3 separate regions of the Mus musculus genome follow, and all the other regions are linked to region 1. Evidence: chromatin loops called from intact Hi-C (ENCODE). Cell type or tissue: left cerebral cortex. All regions are shown on one strand.

The links. Hi-C counts contacts between places; a loop is a spot of excess contacts. Peaks named below come from ENCODE experiments on the same cell type or tissue, not always from the same donor. Only the 100,000 strongest peaks of a DNase experiment are listed, where the experiment ranks them.
Region 2: a loop joins it to region 1, with 4 times the contacts of the local background. A loop is called at or near these places in 7 of 42 quality-filtered maps.
Region 3: a loop joins it to region 1, with 4 times the contacts of the local background. A loop is called at or near these places in 3 of 42 quality-filtered maps.

Annotation. Positions count from the first base shown.
Region 1 is chr17:85,603,951-85,611,950 of GRCm38, reverse strand. The region is part of intron 3 of Six3os1 (SIX homeobox 3, opposite strand 1); the gene reads left to right. Among named protein-coding and RNA genes, the nearest start is that of Six3os1, 10 kb to the left of the region's middle. In left cerebral cortex, no CTCF peak of the experiment used is centred here; no DNase peak of the experiment used is centred here.
Region 2 is chr17:85,684,359-85,692,358 of GRCm38, reverse strand. It overlaps Six2 (sine oculis-related homeobox 2), which reads left to right and starts at 4,105. Exons shown (of 2, transcript NM_011380.2): 1 at 4,105-4,966; 2 at 6,846-8,000. The coding sequence starts at 4,407. The coding sequence ends at 7,176. It overlaps CJ186046Rik (a long non-coding RNA gene), which reads right to left and starts at 3,865. Exons shown (of 9, transcript XR_001782258.2): 1 at 1-3,865. In left cerebral cortex, no CTCF peak of the experiment used is centred here; a DNase peak (open chromatin) is centred at 50; H3K4me3 peaks cover 469 bases.
Region 3 is chr17:85,795,877-85,803,876 of GRCm38, reverse strand. It overlaps Gm29418 (a long non-coding RNA gene), which reads left to right and starts at 4,143. Exons shown (of 3, transcript XR_877082.3): 1 at 4,143-4,376; 2 at 7,129-7,252; 3 at 7,582-7,709. It overlaps Gm4718 (a long non-coding RNA gene), which reads right to left and starts at 4,153. Exons shown (of 3, transcript XR_003952252.1): 1 at 3,777-4,153. In left cerebral cortex, no CTCF peak of the experiment used is centred here; a DNase peak (open chromatin) is centred at 4,012; H3K4me3 peaks cover 612 bases.

The sequences.
Region 1 (8,000 bases):
TCCAGAACCTCCCATTGTACACCTTCTCTCCCCAACACAGATCCCTAAGGTCTCCTCTTCATCTGGCATGTGTGTTCACAGAAGGTACAGTGTGCGAGAACACACTTAGGAAATTTTAGGAACGCTAACCACAGTACTGGAGGAATAAAGATGTGTCGAAGGAATGGATGGAATGCATGAACACATACACCTTGTTGTCCAGATGCAGACAAAAGCTACCATGTCCGCTTGGAGTGACGCCCAGACACGCACAGAGATGTACAGGAAGCCAAGGAGAGTGGGATCCACCAGAGTACAGTACAAGTACAGAGTACAGTGCAAGATGCCCAGTGGCCCTGGAGAAAAACCTTCGTTGACTCTTCTGTATGGAAAGTTTCTGAAGAAAGGGCCAAGGAATGATCTGCCCCAGAGGCTGCCTTTAGGCTCCCATACCTGCTCTGTTTGGAGACACCCAGAAGAGGCCAGTACAGCAAAGACTCTTTTTGGTTTGGTTATTTCTGTTGCTTGTTGTCTTTTTTTCATCCTTTGCCTGGGAAATTGTGCTCTGGAATAGGGCTTGAGTAGACAGCACAGGCCTCCAGTAGATAACAAGAGATTCTCAATCTCCAATGAGGACATTCCGTTCTAAGGAAGCTTCCAGATAGGGGAAAGCCCTGTTTTGTCCCCCTTTTCTCCTCTGAGATCTGAAAAAATAGAAAGAAAAAAAAAGAAAAACAAAACAAATATAAAAACTATAGCCCAATCCCATGTACATCAAATAAATCCACAAGGAATATGCTAGATCAAGCTAAATTATGTATTTAACTCATTTTCTTTTGTGAGATACTGAGAAGTCTTCAACTTCCTCTATTCCAGGCAGGGATCGAGGACCTGGCCTGGCAGAGGTTCCACCACCAGGGTTTCCCACAGTGGTTCTGGGACTAGGCGTAAGGTGTCCTGACTTGTTTTCTCTGTCACCTCTTCTGGGGAACTGGGGAACTGTCCCAGACAATGGCTGCCCCAGTTCCCTCTAGAAGAGACAGCCCCCACCCCCAGAACCCGTTGCCCTCCAACCTCACCTCATTTTCTCTTGAGCTCATTCTCCGAGCTCTTAAAGTAGTAGGTGTGAGTCTTGGACCATTTCTTTAAAAGAAACAACTAAGGAAAGGGAGGGAGGGGAGGAGGGAGGAGGGGAGCGGGAAGGAGAGCTACCTCCTAGACTAACGCGTCCAGGAACCACTCTCTAAGGAGCAAAAGAGAGCCTGTGTTGTAAAGTAGAAGTGATCCCCCGACATTGCTGCAGGGCGCCTTGCAACAGATGTAACTGTCCACTGAAGAGACAGAGGGTGGGCATGGGGAAGATTTTTTTTCCTCCCTTTTGTGAACAGCTCTTACACTTTTCCAAGACACATTGAGTTCCTGGACATTTTTGTGAATTTGTTCTTGATTGTGTTTTGAACAATAAACTGTGAAAATCAACTTCAAGCCCACACAATCAGAATCTTTCTTGGGAGGGCAGGTTCTTTCAGCGCTGTTTTTCTCCAGGTCGCTTTTATCTTACCCCCAATGGGAGTCACCTGCTGATGCTCCTCGGGAGGAGACTGTAACTGAAAGACGGAAGTGAATGCAGACACAGCATCCTCTGAGCCAAACCGTTGCTTTGGTTCCTTCTAGCTTAGGATGCCGAACACTGGCTGGCTTTGAACACCCTCTACTTCGCTAAGAAGTTTAGAGCCTTTCTCACAACAAACCACAGCGTTTTAGAACTGGAAATGTTTCTTCTGATTTTCCAGTCTTAGGACAATTTTCGAACTCTAACTTAAAAAAAAATTTGTTTATGGGGGTTTAGCTAGAACACTTGTAGCATTCGCTTCTCAAGGAAAGATCAACTGTTTTCTCATAACCCCAACTGCTCCACACACTTCATAGGATATAATGTATTTTCTTTACTTATCCTTGTGCCTTCTGCCCAGGACATAGAACTAGGGGCAAAACTTTGGAGGTCTATGACCTCTTGATAGCACCTGTAATTGTTAGGCTTTTGTTCTTGTGCCTTGTAAATCTCTCATGTACGTCTATGAAAATATGCATTGCATGGGTGTGATCCTATCAAGTTGTCCACACTTTCTCAACAACCACTGATGAGTGAAACCATTTCTATTGCCCAGGGCAAAGGGCTAATCGCCTTGTGGGTCTAGAGTTGTCATAGGATAATATCCGGTGTGTGTGTGATATGACAGTTATTACTTTCAAGAATAAATTAAAATAACCAGATACCCCTTTAATACTTTCCTCAACAGCGTCAATGCTCTAGAGATGGGACCTCGCCTTCCAAGGTGTCTTCACTATCACAGGGCCCGGGCTCTCTGCCTCAGCCCAACCCTGGGCTTGCGCTCAGAGAGGAGGTATTCCGACGGAAAAAAATCCCATACATTTTTAACTACAGTGATTACTAAATTAATAGCAGGCACCAAGACAGATGTCAAAACGTCTTGAAAATGTTTATCTGTGAATAATTGAGAAGGTAGTGGGACGCATTATCTGATTGTGTAATGAAATATGTATGAGGAACAGCTGTTTGCAGCAGCCCCTTCCCCTTGCCGCCTTAGCCAGGGCCCTTCTCTCGCAAGCTTTCTTCTACTTTCTTCCACCTTTTTCTTCCTTCTACTTTCTAGTTCGCTCTCTTCTTCCTTAACTGCTCGCACGGCTTTGGCTGCAGTGAACCCAGAGTCGCCTGGTTCTCTGATGAAGGTTAGCCACAAGGTTTCCTCTAAGCCTTGCTGGATTGGCGTTCCGTAGTGGGATGAGGCTTCGTTGTCTGCTGTTCTGGCCATCGCGCCTTCCGGCCAGGCTGCCCGCTGGGTCTCCATGGAGTCTGCGGGAGAGCAGACGATGGAGCGGCGGCGGCGACAACGGTGGCTCGGAGCACCTGGTGTGCGCTGGCGGAGCTGCGCGGCCCGCTCAGAGTAGAGGCCCGGGAGCCCCGCGACTCAGCGGGGTGGGTCTAGGGTCACTGCGGGGTGACCGGGTTGGGGATAGGCCTTTGTTTCCCTCTCTGGCCACATTGCACACTTCCTTCCAGCCCCCAGCCAACCTCCAAGTCCCTGCGCCGTGGCCTTGTTTGTTTTTCCAGCCCGGAGCTTTCCACCCAGACGCACAAATAGCCCTCGTGGCTGTGTCAGCCGCCCTAGGCCGTGGCCCAGCTCAGGCCACAATCTAGCCTCCGCCTCGCCGCCAGCTCAGGTTCTGCAGGAAGCAGAGGGGACAGGAGGGCTCCGGGGTCTTCCTGGAGCCAGAGGACACAAAGATCATCGGGCAGGGGAGGTGGCCGGGAATGGTTTAGGACCTCAATGGGCTGTGAAGGCTCAAGGTCTGGGCTCAGACGGGCGCACGTGGCTCGAGTGGCGGTTCCTGTGCTTCGGACTCGGCCAAAGAGTGGGGACAATGGAGAGGATGGACTCCTTCTGAGACCCTTTCAAGCTTGGACCTTGAATGTCATGTCAGTCACATGTACAAACCCAGTGACCCCCCCCCCCCCCAGGTATGCTGTCCCCATCTCCGCTTGCAGGTCTCTTTGCAAGGCAATGGGACCGTGTCCCTGGCGCCGCGCTGTCTGTCGTCCCCAGCCGGACCACAAGCCTGCCCGCGGTGTCCACTTGTATAGTCCCCTGGCCGTTGGCCCTTCCTATCATCGGGAGCCCAGTGTCTCCTCCTCGGCGCCCCAGAAGGCTCACCTTCCAGCTTCTAGGCGCTCTGGTCCTTCCAGAACCACCGCCCCTGAGCGCTTGCAGAACGAGGGTCCAGCTTTGTGCTCCGCAGCATCGCAACGCCCCGCGTCTTCACAGGTTCCCTCTGTCTGCAGTAGAGATGCGCTTGGGCGTTATTTCTCAAGCATGGCCCATTTTACCTAATCCCTTACGTTTTTTATTTTAATCCTACACATTACAGTTCATCTGTAATGATACCGCTTCGGATGAACCTGTTGCATACGAGGCACTGCAATTTGTAACCCTGGAAACTGTTTTAAATAAAGATTATAACAGTGGTGTCAATTGTGTTTATTCCCTGCGCAGGGGGCTGCGTAGAGGATTCGGCAGTTTCTCGGCCACAAGGACGGAGTTTCCTAAGAAGGGAAAGAAGAGTGCGGGCAGAGAGGAGAGGTCCGAGGGGGAAAAGAGAGGCCTGAGGACGCTCTGGCGGCTCCAGTACCAAGCCTTGGTATCTTTGGGATTCTGGGGAGAGTGGAAGGGTTTACAAACTACACATAAATCGGTGAACTTGAACCACTGTGTATCCCGATTTTGCATTGAGCCGGGCCCTGCGCACCCGGAATGCTGAAGTGGCCAAGGGCAGAGAGGGGTGTATTTGCAACTCGTGGTTTCTTCGGTTAAACAAACCCCAACCCGTAGCCTCAGCAACAACAACAAAAACTGCAAGTGCAGGAAGCAAAATTAAACATAATTCCTTTTATTTATCTGTTGCATTTATATCATTAAAATATTTTTGGTTACGTTGTATAGAATAGCATCCACTCTGATTATTACCTGCCATATCGGCTGTATTCAACACAGCAAAATTAACAATTAAGAAAATAAAGGCACATCTTATATATTGTATCTGTCAAGATATGTTACAATTTCCATTAACAAAAAAAACCTATTCTTGTTGAAGAAGCTATGAAGTATATCTTTCATGAGCTCTTTATTAATAATCACGGTTGTCAAAAAGAGTTAGATATGCACAGATTGTAGCTGCAAAGGAAATATTAGATGCACAGAATAAAACGTAGAGTGGGATTGAGGCATAACTATTTTTCTTTTTAAAAAATTTTTTAGAGATGAAAAAAAAAACCTGAGCTATTAAGCTTACTTAAAAGATGGCTTTGTTGGTTTAATTATACTGTAGTTATTTTATAAATATGTTTCAAAGGAAGCTTGCCATATTGCATGTCAATGAAGGCTGTAAAGAAAAGCTCACAAAAGCTAATGCATACCAAATACCAAATTTTAGTCATTAGCATTCCTATTTATTACAAACTAAAAGAACCTATTAACAGATGAGAATTTGTATTTAGCTAGCATTACAATGTTTGGCCATTAAAATAAAAAGGGCAAAGTATATACATTATTTTTTTCCCCTTGGGACTATACATTATGTTCGCCTAGAAGCTCACAGGGAGACTAGGAGATGTTTCTGACTGGGAACAGGATTCTACAGTGGGAATAGGCCAGAGGGCCCACAACCCCTATTTTTGGTTATGGAGCTTAATGCTATTCATTTGGAAGCTGGAGCAGTTTAGAGCTGAAACCTTGCGTCACGCTGAGAGCTGAGCAGGAACCATAGCCCTTGAGGGGTCTTTTGTCTTTAATTTGTGTCATGAGCATATGCAAATTATTAATTGTTTCTCCTCTGGGTGAGAGAATGCCTAGCCATGGTGATGCTGCTTTTGTTTGGATGTTAAAATCCCCTTCAGTGCTCCCCAGACTTTGGTTCTCCCTTGCAGATTTCCTCGGTAGGAAATCCCACCGCTTCTGCTGTACAATAATTGTAGAAATACTCACATATAGATTTGTGCCATTTCAAAAACCATCTTTGGAGCGTCCATGGCTGTTCTGCTCTCTGAAGTAAGTGGAGGGTATACGGATTTTTAAACAGCTGTCTGAAAAAGGAAAGTCTTTCCAACCATTCTTTATTTTTAAAAACATGAAAGATCATTTTCTTTAAATTGAGGCCAAAAAAATTTTAAATCTGATTGGGCAGGAAAATATGTGCATTTTACAAAACTGAAGCGAAACATTCAAAATAATAAGAAAGGACTATTTTGAATTCTATTAGGTGAAGGGTTTTTGTTTGTTTGTTTTTTGTTTTTAAGTAAACACAGTAATCATTGTTCAAGCTTTTCAAATCCTACGATCTTCAAGCGAGGTAAATGATAGTTTCTTCAGGATGATAATTCTTCTTGGGCACAAAGTTTTCTGCCTGCTTGTTCTATTCAAAAGGACTGACAATTTGCATTAAGGCACTTCTCTGAAAGGCCCATAAGGGGAAACAACAGGTACCAGAAGGAAGGGAATTCCCAACAGAAAGGAGGAAAAGAAAGGAACTTTATCAAAGGCCATTGTTATTATTTGGAAACCTCCTGTAACACACACACTTTATTTTCAATAGAGAAACTAGCGGTGTGTGGTTGTTGGTGTGGGCATCTGTCCCCTGTGAACCACCTGTGCAGAGTTAAAAGAAGCTACAGCTAATTCCTGCCCAAACTTTGCCCTCAGAAACAGTGAGAGTTATTCACTGTATTGAGCAAACCTGGCTGCTTTGATGCTGGGAGACCCCAAATGGAACTCTTTCATCTCTACCCCATGTTATCTGCAGGAGAAGCCAGCCCCCAAGTCTAAGGCATACTTAGCATAGAGGTTGGAGGACATGACCTCTGATACCTACAGGAACAGGAAGGCTGCTTACCCTGACAGCAAAGGCCAGAGCCACAGGTGTTTGGGTCATCCGGTCTCCCAGCCCACCCAACACTCCCCTACTTCAGGGTGTGCCCAAATAATCCAGATGGCTACCCATATGTCTTTCCCCAACTGAATTTGCCTATTACACACTGAATGTAAATATCACCCGCAGCCAAGAAGACTGTTTTCCATATATTTAAACCCAAATGGCTTAAATCTCAGTGTGTTTGGAAGATAACCCACTTTCCAGTAGCCTTAAATCCTGTGTTTCAAGAGCTGATCAGGAGAGACCAACTGAGTTATGACTGGATATGCTAGATTCTCTTCTCATGCCGTGGCGCTGACATGTGCTGGGGACAGGACACGTACAGTGGAAGCCAGAGGGTGTCCCATTGGGAACAAACAGGGGTCCAGCATAGGAGAAATCTCAGATGGCTTCCTGGAAGAGGCAGAGTTTGAACTGGACACTCAAGGTCTAGCATGAGTCTAAATGGTAAGGGGTACAGTACGTAAGAGGAGTTGGTATCCTTTTAAGCTATAATATCACATCTAACCTAAGGTGGGCAAATAAGGGTGAATAAATGAGCCAATGGCACTTTTCAATAAAAGCAACCTTACATACCCCTCTGAACACTTAGCCTTGGGATGGCCTGCCTGTCATTAGCCTAATACCCACTTGAATGTTGCTGCTTTAGCCCCCTCCTGGAGGCCAAGCAGGGAAGTCAGCATGAGATGGCTGCTGATGTCTGGAGCTGACAAACCATGCTTGCTGGTATCTATCACATGCGCACTCACATTCTTGTTCAGAGACCTGGATGGGTGGATGTTCCCAACGTTGCTGCCCTGTTTCCATCCTTGCAAGAATAAGGAGACACAGTAGATTTGGGGACTTTTGCACTTCACACGCCATTCCTTGTTTTGTGCCAACTTCATGTTTTGCTTGATACATCTCCGAATGCAAAGTGGCTAATGGGGATGGGTGAGGTTTGTATGAAAGGAACCAGTCTGCTAGGAAAGGCCTCTGGATCAGAATAAAGAAAAGCTGGTCTGCCTGCTGAGCCAGAGAGAGGTGCAGAGGCAGAGGACCTTCTCATGGGAGAGACATGAATCTCTGTTGTGGTTCTTTGAAAACACACACACACACACACCACCACCACCACCACCATGAAGTTTCTTTCTTTCTTTCTTTCTTTCTTTCTTTCTTTCTTTCTTTCTTTCTTTCTTTCTTTCTTCTTTCTTTCTTTCTTTCTTTCTTTCTTTCTTTCTTTCTTCTTTCTTTCTTCCTTCCTTCCTTCCTTCCTTCCTTCCTTTCTTCTCTCTTTCTTTCTTTCTTTCTTTCTTTCTTTCTTTCTTTCTTTCTTCTTCTTCTTCTTCTTCTTCTTCTTCTTCCTCCTTCTCTTTCTTTCTTTCTTTCTTTCTTTCTTTCTTTCTTTCTTCTTCTTCTTCTTCTTCTTCTTCTTCTTCTTCTTCTTCCTCCTTCTCTTTCTTTCTTTCTTTCTTTCTTTCTTTCTTTCTTTCTTTCTTTCTTTCCTAGCTCTTGTCTCTAGAAATGACAGGATTTGG
Region 2 (8,000 bases), 80 kb before region 1:
CGATTTAAGCCCTTTCCAGAGTGACTTTTCACGGAGTCCAGGGCCCTGCAAACTTGCCCGGGCTCGGGGTGTTCTGGGAACCGCTCTGAGAACTGGAACAAGCTGTAAACCAGCGCATGATGCGGTCTCGCACGTTGAGCAACACAGAAAAACGCGGGGTGTCAGATTTTGCAAATGCTCGGAGCACTTGCAGCAACACCGCAGACCTGGCGGCTGCCTTAGGTAGGCAGGTGGTGAGGCGCAGAGGGACGCAGAGCAAGCCAGTTTCTACGGCTGGCCCGCATTCAACGAAACGCACTGCTCAGGCCCAAGAAGACTGGGAAGAGTTGGTGGCGGAGAAAGAACAAAAGTCAATGTCCAACGCAGCACTCTGACCTGCAGAAGCCCGGACGTCCCATCTCTAAGCGTCGGGTGCAGAGCATCATAGATCAAGCAGCGAGCGGCAGAGCCGGAGTCAGTGCGGGAGATTTCTGTAGTCTTTATAGGTTGGGCAAAGACTGGTTAAGCACAGGGCACAGGCTCTGCTTCTCTGGTTTCGCACGTAGAACCCACTCCCCTTTTTTCTTTATTGAGTCACAAGGTTTGTCCAGAGCGAAGGTCTGTTGGTCCACTGGCCTTGGATATAGGCAGCAAGTCCTTTTTTTTTTTCCGATTCACTTCGAATGGCCCCAACCCAAGCCGAGAAATTCCTTGGGTCACCTATGGACCTCACAGAATTGCGGTGTGCCAGATGTCCTCCGGTCAATGGGTGCAGTCCGTGGTGGCCTTTAGGATCCATCCTACCAGTTCCTGCTAATCTCCAGGCACAAAGCCCTTAGACCATTCCTGCCCAAAATACTAGGGCAAAGAAATCCTGCGGGTGTGGGCTCATGGGGAGCACCCAATACTTCCTTCCAGAAAGTCCGATGCTCCTAGGGAACTTTGTAGAGCAGCTCGGAGCGCAAGGAGACATTTCAATAAAAACGCAAATTCCCAAACGTTTGCAAAAGTTTCCGCCATCCTGGCCATAAAGTACTCTGCCTATACTGGACTTCTAATGCAAGTGGTTGTGGGGGTGTAAGGCTAGGTGGAGGGAAATGCACAAGGCTGAAAGCTGGGGTCAAGTAGAGACCCAAAGCACTTGGCACTCCAGGCCTCTTAAGCAGCTGCTCAATGCGCTGGAACGGAGTGCAGAGCTTGTCTGAGTGTCACGCTGCTGTCTATCAAATCCCTACCCAGACAGCCTATGCTCTGTCCTGGTGCAAATTCTGGGAAGGAGGGGCCAGAGACTGCTGTGTGTGAAGGGACCCTAGCTGAGATTCTAACCTTTTTAGGGCAGGCATCCAGCCGGCCCCCTGCTGCCAAGAGGTTCTGGCCCAAACCTGCTAGAACTGGTTTGTGACAGAGGAAGGAAGGGATAGGTAGTATCATATCACACTCCCGCTTTGGGTAACGGGGCTACAGTTTGTCTATGCTTGCTGGGTAATGACTTTTCATCGGGCACCCTGGGTGGCAGGTCCCTCCTCTGCTCTGCTCTGCTCTGCTCTGCTCTGCTCTGCTCTGCTCTGCTCTGCTCTGCTCTGCTCTGCTCTGCTCTGCCTGCTGCTGAGTGCTGCCTGGAGGCCCTAGGCAGGATTGGTGGCCTGGGGACCACAAGGGAGGCAGCACGGGGATGTCCAGAATTGTGGAGCTCTGGGATTCAGAAAATCTGCCTACTGTCAGCATTGGCAGGACCCAGTCCATCAACTTAAAGCCTCAAAGGCTCATGGAGGGGCAGGTTTGATGACATGAGAGATCATCTTTGTGATGTTAATACTCTCAAACCTACTGCAGGCCAGCACTGAGAGGGGCTGGGGAGAGCACTGAGGCCCCAGCTAACCGGGAAATGGGCCCAGAGTCTTACACCAGGAAGTGACTAACTGGTCTAGCACCCAACCAATGGATGTCTTTCCTTCTCTGGCCTTCTTTTATCAAACAAAAACAAAACAAACAAACTGTGGTGGCTGTGACCAGAGCTGGGATCTTCTGGTCGGCTGAATCCTTTAAACTCTGGTCACTCTTAGCAGCAAGCTGTGCTCTAGAACCTCCGGGCAGTCTGGGTAATATATTTCCCAGGTCCCCTGGAATCCTCAGAGCTCACTAAAGGGCATCCATGTCAAACAGGGCAGCCTGAACACACTAGAGTCTGCCCTACCCACAGAGGAAGTCCACAAAGATGACATCTGGATTTCTGCAGTAACTTGTTCAGGTGCTGGCTTAGCACCAACTTAGGCAGTCTTCTGTTTTCAACTCAAGATAAAGGACAGGGCTCCCAGAGCTAAAGTCTTAGGGAAAGCCACAGTGCTCATCTCTCCCATGCTTACATCATCACAGAAAGACTTGTGGCATTCTGGAGCAGAGGGGAAGTTTGGGAAATGATGCTGGATCCTTAAATAAATAAATATGTACCTTACCCATAAACAACCAGCAACCAGAAACCAACGCTTAGGCTCGGGACTCCATTTTCAATATCTGCCTCTCCATCGCCTTAGAAAGCTGACAGGGTTGTTAACAAAACGAGGTCTAGAGGTTTTAGCATGGTCTGTGCCTCCTTGGATCTTGGCATTGAATGTCACTAGGAGCTTGCAGCTGGGTGGGAAAGGGCGGAATGGATGCCCAAAGGACAAGCCTTGCCAAGAAATAAGCCGTGGGCCTTTCAAACTCTGGAAACTTCAGGGATGTCCCTGACCCCACCCCTCCAGTGCACCCCTAACCTTCTATTGCTTGGATTTTTCCAAAGGACCAGCACTTCGTATGTTCTGGGGGAGTTCTGACAAAGAAACAAAAAGCAGGGCTCCTCCTACCCACTTTCTAAGGCCAATCTTGCCGGAACTTAGCGCTGGGTTCTCAGGCAGAAGAGACCAGGAACCCGAGCCCAGAAGTAGGGAGACAGGAAGCTGGTAAATCCAGTCTCTTCTGTGCACCTCACCCCCACCCCGGGAAGTGCGACAATTACCCTACACACGCTGCCCTGGGCTCCCCGGGGCAGTCTGCGGGTCTATGCGGGCTCCCCTGTTTTGTGTCGCCGCCCTTGCAAGATTCAACTTCCGTAAAGGCCACACGAGACTGCCGGGAGTTTCTCGGGTCCTGGGCCCCGTGGGGTTAAGTCTGAGTCCCCGCCTGGCGAGGAGCAGATCGCGCCGAGTGGGGGCGGTACCGGCCGCGGGGCAAGCAGCCTGCTGCGAAAGGAAGGAAAGGCGGGATCCTCCGGGAAGTTGATTCTCAGGCGTCCAGCTGCGGCCACTGCCAAATCTCTGACTTCTCTCCCCACCTCCTCCCCCTTTCCCTAGGGGATAGACATCTCGGGTCCCGGGTTTCTTGCATGGGGGTGGGGTGTTGTCAGCTAGAAAAGCCAAGCCTTTCAGAGGCCCCCTAAGAGAATCCAAACTCTCCATCCCACTGACCTCCTCCTGGGTTAGTGTCTCTGCCTGTCAGCTGCGACCTTCCGAGCGACGCAGTGACCCAGCCGGAGCTGGAGCACCTGGCGAAGCCTGGGTGAGGCTGTTGCGACGCCTCTTATTTAAAAAAAAAGGGAGGGGTGTCTCACACTTTTTCTCTTGAAGGCTCCTTCTGTCCCCCTCTTTTCCTTTCCTGAAAGGCACCCCCTTAAACGGTCCTCCGCCTTCCCTTCTACTCCCTTCCTTCCCCACTTCGGTCCTCCTCTTTTCTTCGAGGGCCCCCACCCAGCCCCCTCCTTCGGGGTCCTCCTCCTCCTCTGCTCTTTGGGCGTCCGCCCCGTCAATCACCGCCGTCTCGGGGCCCCAGCCCGGCTCCTCTCCGCCTCCCGGGCTCTGGGAGTGCCTGGGGCTCCCGTCTCGGCCAACCTCCGCTCTGTGCAGAGCCGGGGCGATCTGTCAGCGGAGCTGGCCGAGGGGGGCGGGGGTGGGAGCCGCCCGGGCCGCCGGGGCTCGGGTTACCGGTGACTGACAGCGTCTCCATGGCGAATAATTTGACTCGACTATTGTCTGGCGCGGGCAGGCCCCGGGTCAGATAACCCGACCAATCAGGGCGCGGGCCGCCGCGCCTCATGCCCGCTTAGAATAATATTATTAAAAAAGCTGCAAGCGAGCTAGACGGGAGGGAGAGCGAACGAGCGAGGAGCCGGCGAGCGAGCGGCGGGCGGGCGCGGAGCATGCGGAGCGGCGCCCCGGGCGGCCTCCGGGCTTGGGCGCGGGCGAGGCGCGCGGGCGGCGGGGGCGCGGAGCTGCGCGGGGCCGGCGGCGGGAGCGAGGACGGATCGTTGTGACTCAGGAGTCGCTCGGGAGCCGGCGCCTGGCCAGGGGGCCCCGCCCGCCTGTCGGCCGGCCGGGGCCGGCGGGGAGGCGCCCATGCGGGGCCGCGAAGCGCGGTGAGGGCGCGCGCGGGCGGGCGGGCGCGCAGCCGCCACCATGTCCATGCTGCCCACCTTCGGCTTCACGCAGGAGCAAGTGGCGTGCGTGTGCGAGGTGCTGCAGCAGGGCGGCAACATCGAGCGGCTGGGTCGCTTCCTGTGGTCGCTGCCCGCCTGCGAGCACCTCCACAAGAATGAAAGCGTGCTCAAGGCCAAGGCCGTGGTGGCCTTCCACCGGGGCAACTTCCGCGAGCTCTACAAAATCCTGGAGAGCCACCAGTTCTCGCCGCACAACCACGCCAAGCTGCAGCAGTTGTGGCTCAAGGCGCACTACATCGAGGCGGAGAAGCTGCGCGGCCGGCCGCTGGGCGCCGTGGGCAAGTACCGCGTGCGGCGCAAGTTCCCGCTGCCCCGCTCCATCTGGGACGGCGAGGAGACCAGCTACTGCTTCAAGGAGAAGAGCCGCAGCGTGCTGCGCGAGTGGTACGCTCACAACCCCTACCCGTCGCCACGAGAGAAGCGCGAGCTGGCCGAGGCCACCGGCCTCACCACCACGCAAGTCAGCAACTGGTTCAAGAACCGGCGGCAGCGCGACAGGGCGGCCGAGGCCAAGGAAAGGTACGAGTAAGTGAGCATCTGCGCCGGCTTCCCTGGTCCTGGGAGAAACGGGTGCGGGAGGATGGGGAGCTCCTGGACAGGACTAAATCGCACCCGGACCCCGGGTACCAAGCTCGGCCGCAGCTCAGGCTGGCTCAAAACAGCGCTTAGGTCTTTTCTGGAGGCTGAGCGACCCGGAATTTGTCTAAAGCGGGCAAAGCGGTGCGTAAGTTCAGTAACTAATTCCTCAGTCGCTTGTGGACTAAACTGGAAAAACGGCGAGTTTCAGAGAGGGCAGGGCTGTGGGCCTGAATTCCCTGCGAGGTAAGCGTAGGCTTAGGGCCTGATCTTCGAACAACCAAGGGCGTCGGGGATCAGGGGGTTTAGGACGTCACCTCCAGGTCAAAGAGATTTTTAGGGGTCAGGGCAGGGGTTGGAATCTCCCTAGTATTATCTGGGTAATGACTGCAATATCTATGCAAGGTAGACCTATTCCTTGTCTGGGCATAAGAGCTGGGCACAAGAGAGTTGGGAGTTATCCCGCGTAGAAAGGACCCAAAGATGTAAGGCCTCCGGGGGAAATGTCTGCTGAGGAAGAGAAGGCAATCCAGCCTGCCTTTCCTGAACTTGCCAGACCCTTGAAGACCTCGCTCTCCTTAGGTTCTGCTCTCTTTGATGGGCAAGTCGGGTGTGCGAGGTAAACTGGGATCTGCCGAAAGACTGGGAGCTTTCTTTTCTATCGGAATCTAAGACTTTCCAAACTAACCTAAGCTACAGACACCCCTGTAACTGTCTGTAACCCGCTTTGGGCTTAAATCTGGACAAGGAAACTAGGGGATCGAGATCGGAGAGAAACGGATTATGGGAACGGATTTCTCCTTGGGGAACAGCAAAACAAGACACCTGGGTTAGGTGATGTGGATGTGTTGAACACCGTTTGAAGGATCCAGGGTCAGGGTATCGAACAGTAGGGGCAGAAGAGCAAGCTGCAGACTGGACCTGGGTATTTGAAATCCCCAAGTTTGACTTTGAATGGCGATGATGTCTTGCTCATTCCCCCACCCCCCACCCCAAGAAATCTGAAAGAATGGCCGTTAGGAATCCACTAATAGGTTTTACCCAGGATTTCAAATACCCATATCTGGTCAGGGACTGTCCGCAAAAGCAGGCAAGAGGTGGATTCATCTGCGATGGGTTCTCCTCTGTCAGGCTCCATAAGGGCTGGGGTTCCTGACTAGGCCCCAGGTGAGAGCTACAGATTGTGCCTCCTTGTTTCTGCCTACGATCTGAGCCAGCTCTCAGCACCCTGCCCTTCCTTCTACCTTCTCCCCTAGGGAAAAGGAGTCCTCCATTCTCAAAGCCCCATCTTTCTGCCCAGTCAAATGAGCTCCTGCTCAGCTTGGAATTAGGGATCATAGTCTCAGTAGGGAGGGGTTTCCCTCGCGCAGAGAAAGGCAAAGGGAAACTAGGCCTGTGCTCACCCAAGTCGAAGTGGGCCCCTCAGCCTGGGCTCGCTGTATCTGAAGCTTCTATTCCCCACTTCTACCCAGCAAAGCTCGTTTGTACGGTATTTTCCCTCACTTCTCCCAACTCCAGGCTCCCCACTTTGGTGCCGCAGCTCTCTTAAGGAATGGGGTGGGAGACAGGACAGGAAATACTGGGAACAGGAAAGGTAGTCATGACATTAAGGACATGGGCTGATACAGGGAGAGGGACAAGCGAAAACTAGTGTTGAGGGTTTGAGAACGCAATTAAGAACAAGAAGTCAAGTGTGGGAATGGTAGAAACAGCAAACACCCTTTAGCAACCGCAGCGGGGCCCCAGGTGCTGGCATCCTGAGGGTCAGCGCAGAGTGGCCCTGGTTCCCCCTGACCCCGCTCCTTTCCTCCTGCGCTTGCAGGGAGAACAGCGAGAACTCCAATTCCAGCAGCCACAACCCGCTGGCTTCCTCGCTCAATGGCAGTGGCAAGTCGGTGCTAGGCAGTTCCGAGGATGAGAAGACGCCGTCGGGGACTCCAGACCACTCGTCGTCCAGTCCCGCTCTGTTGCTCAGCCCGCCGCCGCCCCCTGGGCTGCCTTCCCTGCACAGCCTGGGCCACCCTCCGGGCCCGAGCGCAGTACCCGTACCAGTGCCCGGTGGAGGCGGCGCGGACCCACTGCAGCATCACCACAGCCTGCAGGACTCCATACTCAACCCCATGTCGGCCAACCTTGTGGACCTGGGCTCCTAGAGCTCTGTTCGCCTCCGGGCGCTTGCTTTCCGTGCTTGATGAAGCGGTGTGGGAGGGCGATAGATTCTGGAGTCTGTGCCGCGTACTGGAAGACTGCCCTGCCACGCTGGAGCGGCAGAACCGGCGGCGGGACAAAGTGGACAATGGTCTGCTCGGTATCCTTTGGGGATTCATTTTCAACAAGTTGCTTTTGAGATCCTTTGGAGGCCAGAGACCGAGTCTTGAACTAGGCAAGGGAATAAATTATAAGCCACCACCACCCCGATTTTTAAAAAATCTCTTCTCCTTTCTCTCTCCTTTTTCTTTCCTCTACTTTCCTTTCGAGTTTATTTCATTTTTTTCTCTCTCCCCGCTTTACGTTTTCTCTTTCCCTCCTTTATAAATATCTCTCTCTCTCTCTCTCTCTCTCTCTCTCTCTCTCTCTCTCTCTCTCTCTCTCTCATTTCTCACATTGTATCCCCAGTCTTTCTTCCTTCTGGTGTCATCTATTTGAGTTCCTTTCTCAACTTTCTAAGAGTCCGACGTGATGTGAACGGAGGTAGACATTCTGGGTCTTCGGTCCTCAAAGACATCTCCCTCCTCTCAGTGTGAGCCTAAGGTGCCAGCTTCTGACTAACAAATGAGCAAGAAAGGCTGCACCCCAGAAGCACCTGAATTCTCATTTCTCTCTCTCTCTCTCTCTCTCTCTCTCTCTCTCTCTCTCTCTCTCTCTCTCTCTCTCTCTCTCTCTCTCCCTCTTCCCCACCTCGCTGGTTCTTCTCTTCCTCCTGGGACTGTGACCTCCGTGCTCCCAGCCCAGAGTGCCTCCGCAGCCGCAGACTTGC
Region 3 (8,000 bases), 190 kb before region 1:
GCTTAGCAACTCTGTAAGACACGCTCACCTCTATGTGAAGCCTGCTTGTCTGTGCCTTAGTCACCAAACTGCTGCCTACTTTCAGACAGAAACCCTGCTCCCACCCAGAGTTCCAGTCCTCAGAAGGCTTTGATTTTTAATAGGTTTCTCTTTTTTAGTTTAGTTTTTGAAATTAAAATATAATTACATCATTCTCCCTTCCCTTTCCTCCTGGCAATCCTCCCACATATGCCCCTTCCCTAACTCTCAAACTTATAGCCTCTTTTTCTCTGATTATTCTCTTTTTCTCTCTTTCCCTCTCCCTCCTCACCTCTCACTGTATACATGTGTGTGTGTCTATGTCTCTATCTTTCTCTCTGTCTCTCTGTCTCTCTCTCTCTCACACACACCCTTAATGCATATTTATACCTGCTCTGTCCACATAATGTCCATGTATGGTTTTAATGCTGTATCCATGGTCCACAAAGGATGAAGGAGGGAAGAGGCAGGACTGTGGCATCCCAGGGAAATGCAAACCACACAAACAGCTGCCTGATGCTGTGCTTCATCCATTTAAGATTATGAGATGCCACAGGCGGAGTTTTGGGAAACGGTGTCCTGTTAGGGACACCGTTCTCCCTCTGAACAAAGTTCTTTTCCTTTCACGATTCCATTCTAAAACCCTCAGCCTTCCTGACCACTCTGCTGCATACCAAAGGCCTGGCGTTTCGGAGCTGAAGAAGAGTAAATGATGCCCTGTGTGGGATACCCACGAGAGCATGTGGCGCTCAGAGAAAGGAAACTACTTTTCCTTATGGAACTACCAGGCATCTGGATTGGGAAGAGAGAGAAAAAAAATCCAGTCATTCTGATGGTTTGTCTACATAGTACCAAACATCTGGAAGCTGGGTGACAGACTAAATCTTTCACTTCATATTCTGATGATTTTTTTTTTTTTTTGCGTTATGCTGAAACAACTTAAAATCATCTGTACCCTAAATGATTTAAGCCCCAAGCTCATACTTGGTGATTAATTGAAGTTTTGACGTGATCGAAGAGACAGATGAAGCAGACGCTTTAGGCTGCTTCTCCATGCAGTGTGCTAGGTTTTTAAAAAGACACACCCATTGCAACTCTCCTGTAGGAACTAGAACAGTGGAGAGGATTCCCAGAAATACTAAGGCTCTGTGCCTAAAGATACTGTGTACACTTTTGTTTCACAGGGTTTTCAAACTCAGGTCAACCCTTGAAGAACTAGAAGCAACATTCCAAACAAGTCGCTTCCTCCAAGCAAGTTTAAAATACACATATTTCTCTCACGCCAATGCGGGCTGCATGCTCAGCCGCTCAGCAGAGTTCTAATGGGGTCTATCAGGAGCCTTGTAAGGAGACATTTTGGAGAAACAATTTTATTTTATTTTATTTTATTTTATTTTATTTTATTTTAAGGGAAGGGGGAAGGGAAGGGGGAAGGGAAGAGACCAAGAGGGAACAATAAGAGGGAAGCAAGAAGCAAGAGAACAAGATCGAGAAACAATTTTATTGATGCAAAAATTTAAAAAGTAAAGATTCTATCCACTAGAGCCACCTTGAACTCTTGTCACACAAACACAGCGGAGACTCTGTTTGAACAGTTTGCAGCATGACCACTTGGAAAAGACAAACTACTTTGTGTTGAGAGTTGTGTTTCTTGTTTGTTTCCACATTAAATGCAGTTGTGGGATCAAACACTTGTTGTGTGTTCAGAACACGTTTTCATGTATCAGAAGACATGACTCTCAGTCACCCTGGCTTCTCGGCTACCAAGGGGCTTCACAGGCATGGCTTATACCACGAAAATTCCAATATATATCTTTGATTATTTCCACAGAGGTACATAGCGTGTGTACATTACACATACCAGTATTATTGAGCTGAACTGGCCCAGTGCCGCATTTTTGCTGATTCAGCCCATGGTTCCTCTTTCCCTGATTACTAAAATAACTTTTCTCCATAAGCAAGGAAAATACAGAGGGCTCTTATTTTCACCCTTAATTATACCAAGTCCAAAGGCAAAAATCAGACCAAATTTTTTGAGCCTTATAAAATAAAATAAAAAATGTTCAGTCTTCCCCGCCACCCCAGGAGCGTCGAAATTTGGAAGTGAGCTTGCTTTTCGCTGATGAACTTTTAATTAGCTTTTCTGGGAGGGTCTGCTCTCCAGTGCAGGTTGCTTCTGCATTTTTATGCTGTATGTACTGTTATAGACTTGTAGCAATACATATGTCTTAGTTTCACACAGAGAAAGGTACACTACCCAGTGCTAGACTGCACGGATCACCTTCTCTGACTCAGCGAGGGGATCTCAGAGATCTGGTCTGTATTATTTATGAACACAAGGGCAATGGTCAGTGCCCATACACACAGAATGTTCTCGAAGCTAAATTCTCTGTTCTCGGACACATTCAGCAATCTGCTGCCGTGGGAATCACTGGGGGCCTAGGTTAGCAGGAAGGTTGGGGAAATTTCCACAGCACAACCTTTAGGACTAGCTCACTAATCAACACAAATCTCAAGTAGTCGTGGACTAGGCCCACAATTGGCATTCCTGAAACCAAGGACCACCAGCTGAGCTCTAAATAAATACAGATGTGACAGACAGAGGAGACCCCAAGGAGGGCGGCCTCTCCACTCACAGGTCCTTCCCTGTACAGGCGAGTGTGCCCACCGGCGGTAACATAGCAGAGGATGGGGTGGACACCGAGTTGAGAGGCCCTAGGTCTGAAAACAGTTCGGGATGATTCTGGCCGCCCACCACACTGTGGGCCTCGCTGCTTGTTCCTCAAAGAGGCTGTGGTTGACCTAGCCCAGCCGCGCCTGGGTAGACTGTCAGGCCTGGTTTGAGGAATCACAAACCTAGTCTGCTCGCACAGGGTCTGCAGGAGGCTTGGCTCGCCCAGCGCAGGGTCAGGGCGACCAGTCTCCGAGCCACTCCAACGTGGAGCCTGACAGCGAGACTGCAGAACGGATGACGGTGTCCTGAATTTTGTGAGCCCCAGGCTACCAAGAGGTGGAGCCCGGGGCAGGCGGCTGGGCGCAAAGAAACTGCCCAGCGGCCAGAAACCGTGGGAACACCACTACCTCGGGTCCTCAGCCGGAGGGCTTGCAGAAAAACTGGGAGAAGGGAACCGAGCGCGCTTCCCCTGTTAGGTCTGCCCTGAGAGCGACAACCAGTGACCTCAACCATCCGTACCTTCCACCCCAAGCCTGGACCGCACTACTCACCACCTCTTGGTCACCTACCCTTCTCTCTCTCCCTCCCTTTACCCACCCCCGCCGGTGCCACTCGGGTCACCCCGGGGGGTGGCCGAGATCCCAGCTGTACAAACACTGGGAACAGCCCTCGTCCGCCACAGAACCTTGTACCACCCCCGCCCCAGGGCCCGGGGTCCCTTCTCTGCCTCTGGGAAAGCGCTGAGCAGCGGGGCCCGACCCTAGAGTCGGTGACTGCCTCCAGCACGAGTTTCACCGCCTTCGTCCGCCGGCGCCCGGTGCATCTCTGTCGCCCTCAGCCTCCAGGCCAGAGTTCCCCCAACCCCCGCCGAGCCCGAGCGTCCCCTCACCCCCTTCCCTCCCAGCCCGCGAGGTGCTGGGAGCGGGGATCGGACCGGAGGCACCCACTGCGGCAGATCCCCGGCCTCCGATCTCTCCTGCAGCCGACCCAGAGCCACGTGCGCCAGGCGGACTCCACACCCTACGGGTGCCGTGCCCCGCTGCCCCGGGAGCCGGCCGAGCCTCTCCCCCGCACCTGCACCCACCTCGCCTGCTCGCCTTTCCTTCTGCGCGGAAATACCACTGGCTTCAGACAATTTCAGACAGGCTCCCAGCAGTAGAGGAGGATAGGACATTCCGATCGCTGGAGATCAAACTGGCCCAGGCGACCCGCATTAGAGCAGAGACCCCTTTGCCTGGCCTGGAGAGGGTACAGCCCAAAGAACGAGGCTAACACCAAGTGATGAACTAACTGCTTCATAGTGTAGCGAAGGGCTATCCAAACCATTCCTTTCTGCAGACCTGGCAGGACCCGGAAGCTGGTCGTAAGCAAGAGCAAGAACGTGAATTTATTGGCGTAAGTCTCATTTTAAAAGGTCAACACAAGTAAGAGGCACATGACAGTTAAACGCTGGTGATGAGAGCGCTGGACACGGCTGGGCACTGCGCAGACTGTTTCGGGACCTTTCTTTTTTTGTTTGTTTGTTTGTTCAAAGTGCAAAATTAAGCTAAAAGATTTCCTTACAGCAAACTGTGTGTACGGTGACTTTCCCTCTAAGGGAACTCTTGCTGATGCCGCAAACAGCATCGTAAACAACACTCTAAGGTTTGTGCTTGTGCAACAAAACCGGCAAAACAGAACCAAGGTAAAGGAAGGCTAAGTCCCACTGAGTGAATACTTCATTCAATCGCGTGGGGGGGGGGGGGGAGGTATTGATTTGCATAGTAAATCTGAATCACAAAAGGGCAAGCACAGCTTCCCTTTCAGGGCACTATCTTAGCTTTCCTGGAAGCCCAAAGAAAACAAACAGCGTTGTCAGGGTTTTGTTCCTTAAGGGAATAAATTGTCCTTTTGAGCCGCCGTGGAGTGCTCCGGAGTGAGATGTGCTGTATATATTAGGATATTTTGGAAGCTGGTGCAGGTGTGGGCTGATTCAAATTACTGGGGTTTGTGTTCTTCTAAAGGGTCAAATGAAGGATCTGGTTTTAGGGGAGGTGGACAGGAATACGGTTTCCTGAGTGAAAACGCCTGTGAGCCCAGCCTCGCATTGGAGGACTAAATGCAATCCTGACCAGGCATCCCCCGATGGCCCAGGAAAAGGATGTGTCTATCAGCATACATGTCATCAGTCCTAATTATTTAATATTTGCACTCAATCAAATGCCTTCGCTATTTTGAGAATTTTCACAAATAAGCAATTAGCAAAACAATCTGTAAAGTCTACAATCTGTTGATTTAACGGTGAATTAGTAAGGATTATTCTCCTTACTTAACTTGTAGGAACATTTTAATAGCTAGGAAGTTCGTGGCTGTTGAAAATAGAGCACACAAATTTTGGTGTTAAATATTCCAAAGTTGCAGAATTCTGACAGTCACATAAGTACTTCTTACAAAGTCATTTTGGAACAAAATCTAGGAAATAAAATTAGAATATATTGGTCTTAATCTCGGAAGATATTGGTGAGTTGTCTATATGGTTTCTTAAATGATTTTCTACCCAAAAATTCAGAGACCTTTTAAAACTCTATTAAAAGATATAAATTAGGTTATGTCAATACAGGCATTTAGTTCTATGCAATTCTTACTCCTTCTAAGCCAACACACTAAGCTAACAGTCATATTAGTTTTTATTCCCTAAATATCAGTATCTGAAACTCCCTAAATGTAAATGACCCTGTAGAATTGACTTATAGTCTGTAAATGCTACTAGGAAACTTTACGTACAATTATGCAGGTCACTGGTAGTTTTAAATCACTAAAAAGTAGATACATAAATTTTCTGGCTTGAAGGAGTAAATCTAGATCTATGACTTTCTAATAGAAGATAAATTATAGCTTATTGAGATTTGTTTTATTCTAAGGAAAATAATAATTTTCTTTGCTGTCAGAGATACCCATGGGGGCAACTTTTTATTATATTTTTGAGGGCTGTTAAATTTGAAGATTAAACAAATAACTCCAAACCATTTATCAGAAAAGCCTTCAGACCATTAATGATATTTTGCTTCTGAGGAGGGTATATGAGAGCAGAAAGATAGTCACATTAATATTGCACTTTCATAACCAAAAATCTATACACAGAACCGGAAATAGGTGCCAATAAAAATTAAATACCAGGGTCCAGGTAGAGGACACTCTAAATTCCGCTTGGCAGGGCAAGAGTGTGCTGCCAATAGTCCTTAAGTTCTGTTCTTTATGATAACAAAGTGGTTCAGAGACCCCGCTCACCAACCTTGCACAATCACAGCTGTGTGTATGGGTTGTGTGTTGGTCACCCCCACCTCTAATCTCAGTTTAGCCTTCCAAGGCAAGGAAATAAAGGGGAATGCTCGGACTACTCTGCCACACATACGGACATAGAGTTTATTAATAGGAGAATTTAGCTTAGCCCTCTCACTATTCATCTGAAATTAATTAACTGTGTAGAATTACAAGGTGGGTGTATTCCAGACAGCAGGCCCCGCTCGGACTAATCAAAAGGGCACATGTTGAATGAACACGATTTAGTTAAGGTTAATCCAGTGAAGATGATACGTCCCTGGTCTTAATTACTCCAGGTGATAGATTGTGGGATGGGAAAATAGGAAGGAAGGGAAATTTGGCCCTGCCAAGACCAGGGTTTTCTAATTTAATTTAGCTCTCTGTTTTCACAGTTTCCGTTCCGAGAGCAGGACCACACTCTCTGGGCTCTCGTTGAAGGTGGCTAAAAGAAAGAAAATGAGCATTGTACATTTTAATTAAATAAAAACAAATATGATGTTTCAAAGATGTTTGTGAGTTTTGTACTTATTGTTACACAGTTGTCAATTGGGGAATTTTAGCACAACTCAGTGTATTCTTGCAGATTTCTCCTGGAGGTTATTTTTTTTTAAACCCTTGGTGCCCAGACTTGTTTCATGAAGAACAGAGAAGTACCTACAGAGCTGCAAGGGTGAACTGAATGCAGGAGTTGTTTAGAATAATACAGCGTAAATATTACTCAGCACGCAACAGCCATCCTGTGTGCGCCACAGAAAGAGAGAATGAAATTGAGGAAAGCAAGAACACACACCCAGTGGCTCCAGCTCTGAAGCTAAAGAAAAAAGTCTACAGCACTTCTAGGCAGAATAGTGTTGCCCTGGGATGGACAGTCAGCTTTCAGCAGCAAGTTTCTGGCCACCTGTCATGTTTGTTTCTTACACAAATTTAGGGATTTGTGTGTTTTCCTGGATTTATCTTTTACTTCAACAAAGCATTTGCACCCCACCCCACCCCCCCCCAAAAATTTTTTAAATGCTGAAAAGTGCAAGGCTGGAGTGCGGACAACGTCTGTTTTAGATGACAGAGGGCTAGAGAAGAGGTCTGAGAAGACACTTAAAAAGAAAATGTAGAAGTCATCTTCGCAACGTTATTTGTAGGGTTGAAGGAGTCCACTTGGCCGCTCTAACTTTGCAGTCTACGGATCCTTCCAGCAGCCTCGCATCCATCTGCTCCAAGTGTCTGGGTCCATCTCATCTCCTTGGTGTGTTTCAAAGCTGAAACGTGAGTAAAGTGCTTCAGACCCTTCACGCCTTGTCCCTGGTTAGGTGACACTGTCACCTCGGTTTGTTTTCTTGACGCAGATGCACAAAAAAAAAAAAAAAAAAAAAAAAAAATCGTCAGATGATTTTCTGATTTTCAGGTTTGTGATCCATTTTCTGCTCAGGAGCGGTATCTGTTTCTGATTTATTAGCATTTGAGCCTCTCGTTTCCTGCCATTGATCAAGCCTAATACTTAGTTGAGCTGATGAGTTTTATATGAAATCTGATATTTCAGGAAGACAGAAGGTTGAACCCATTTTTAATATCTTTCTGCTCTTCGTCTTTTTCAGAATTTTACACACACATGTGATATCAACAGAGCCTGCAGCAACATCTTTTTTTTTCTGCATCTTCATGGTAGAAAACATTTTGGAAGTAAACATGTATTTATCAATAAAATGGATGTTTGTCAAGTGTCCGTCACATTCTGTCCTTATATATACATTTTTGCTGTCCTGCCAAAACACACAATCCCCATTGTACAGCTGGCTGAAGGCTATGCCATCTCTCTTCACGTCTCAGTTGATCAGGTCGACCCTGGGAAACATCTGCATTTGATCATTTTGCACAAAACTCGGCCTTCCTAATGCTGGACTTCCCTGGAATCAGCTGCAGACTGTCCAATCTCCCTCAGGAGGAAAAAGAAAAAGAAAAAAAAAAAACTCTGAAACTATATAATGAATGCCTAGACTGATTTCTTCTTGAGTGA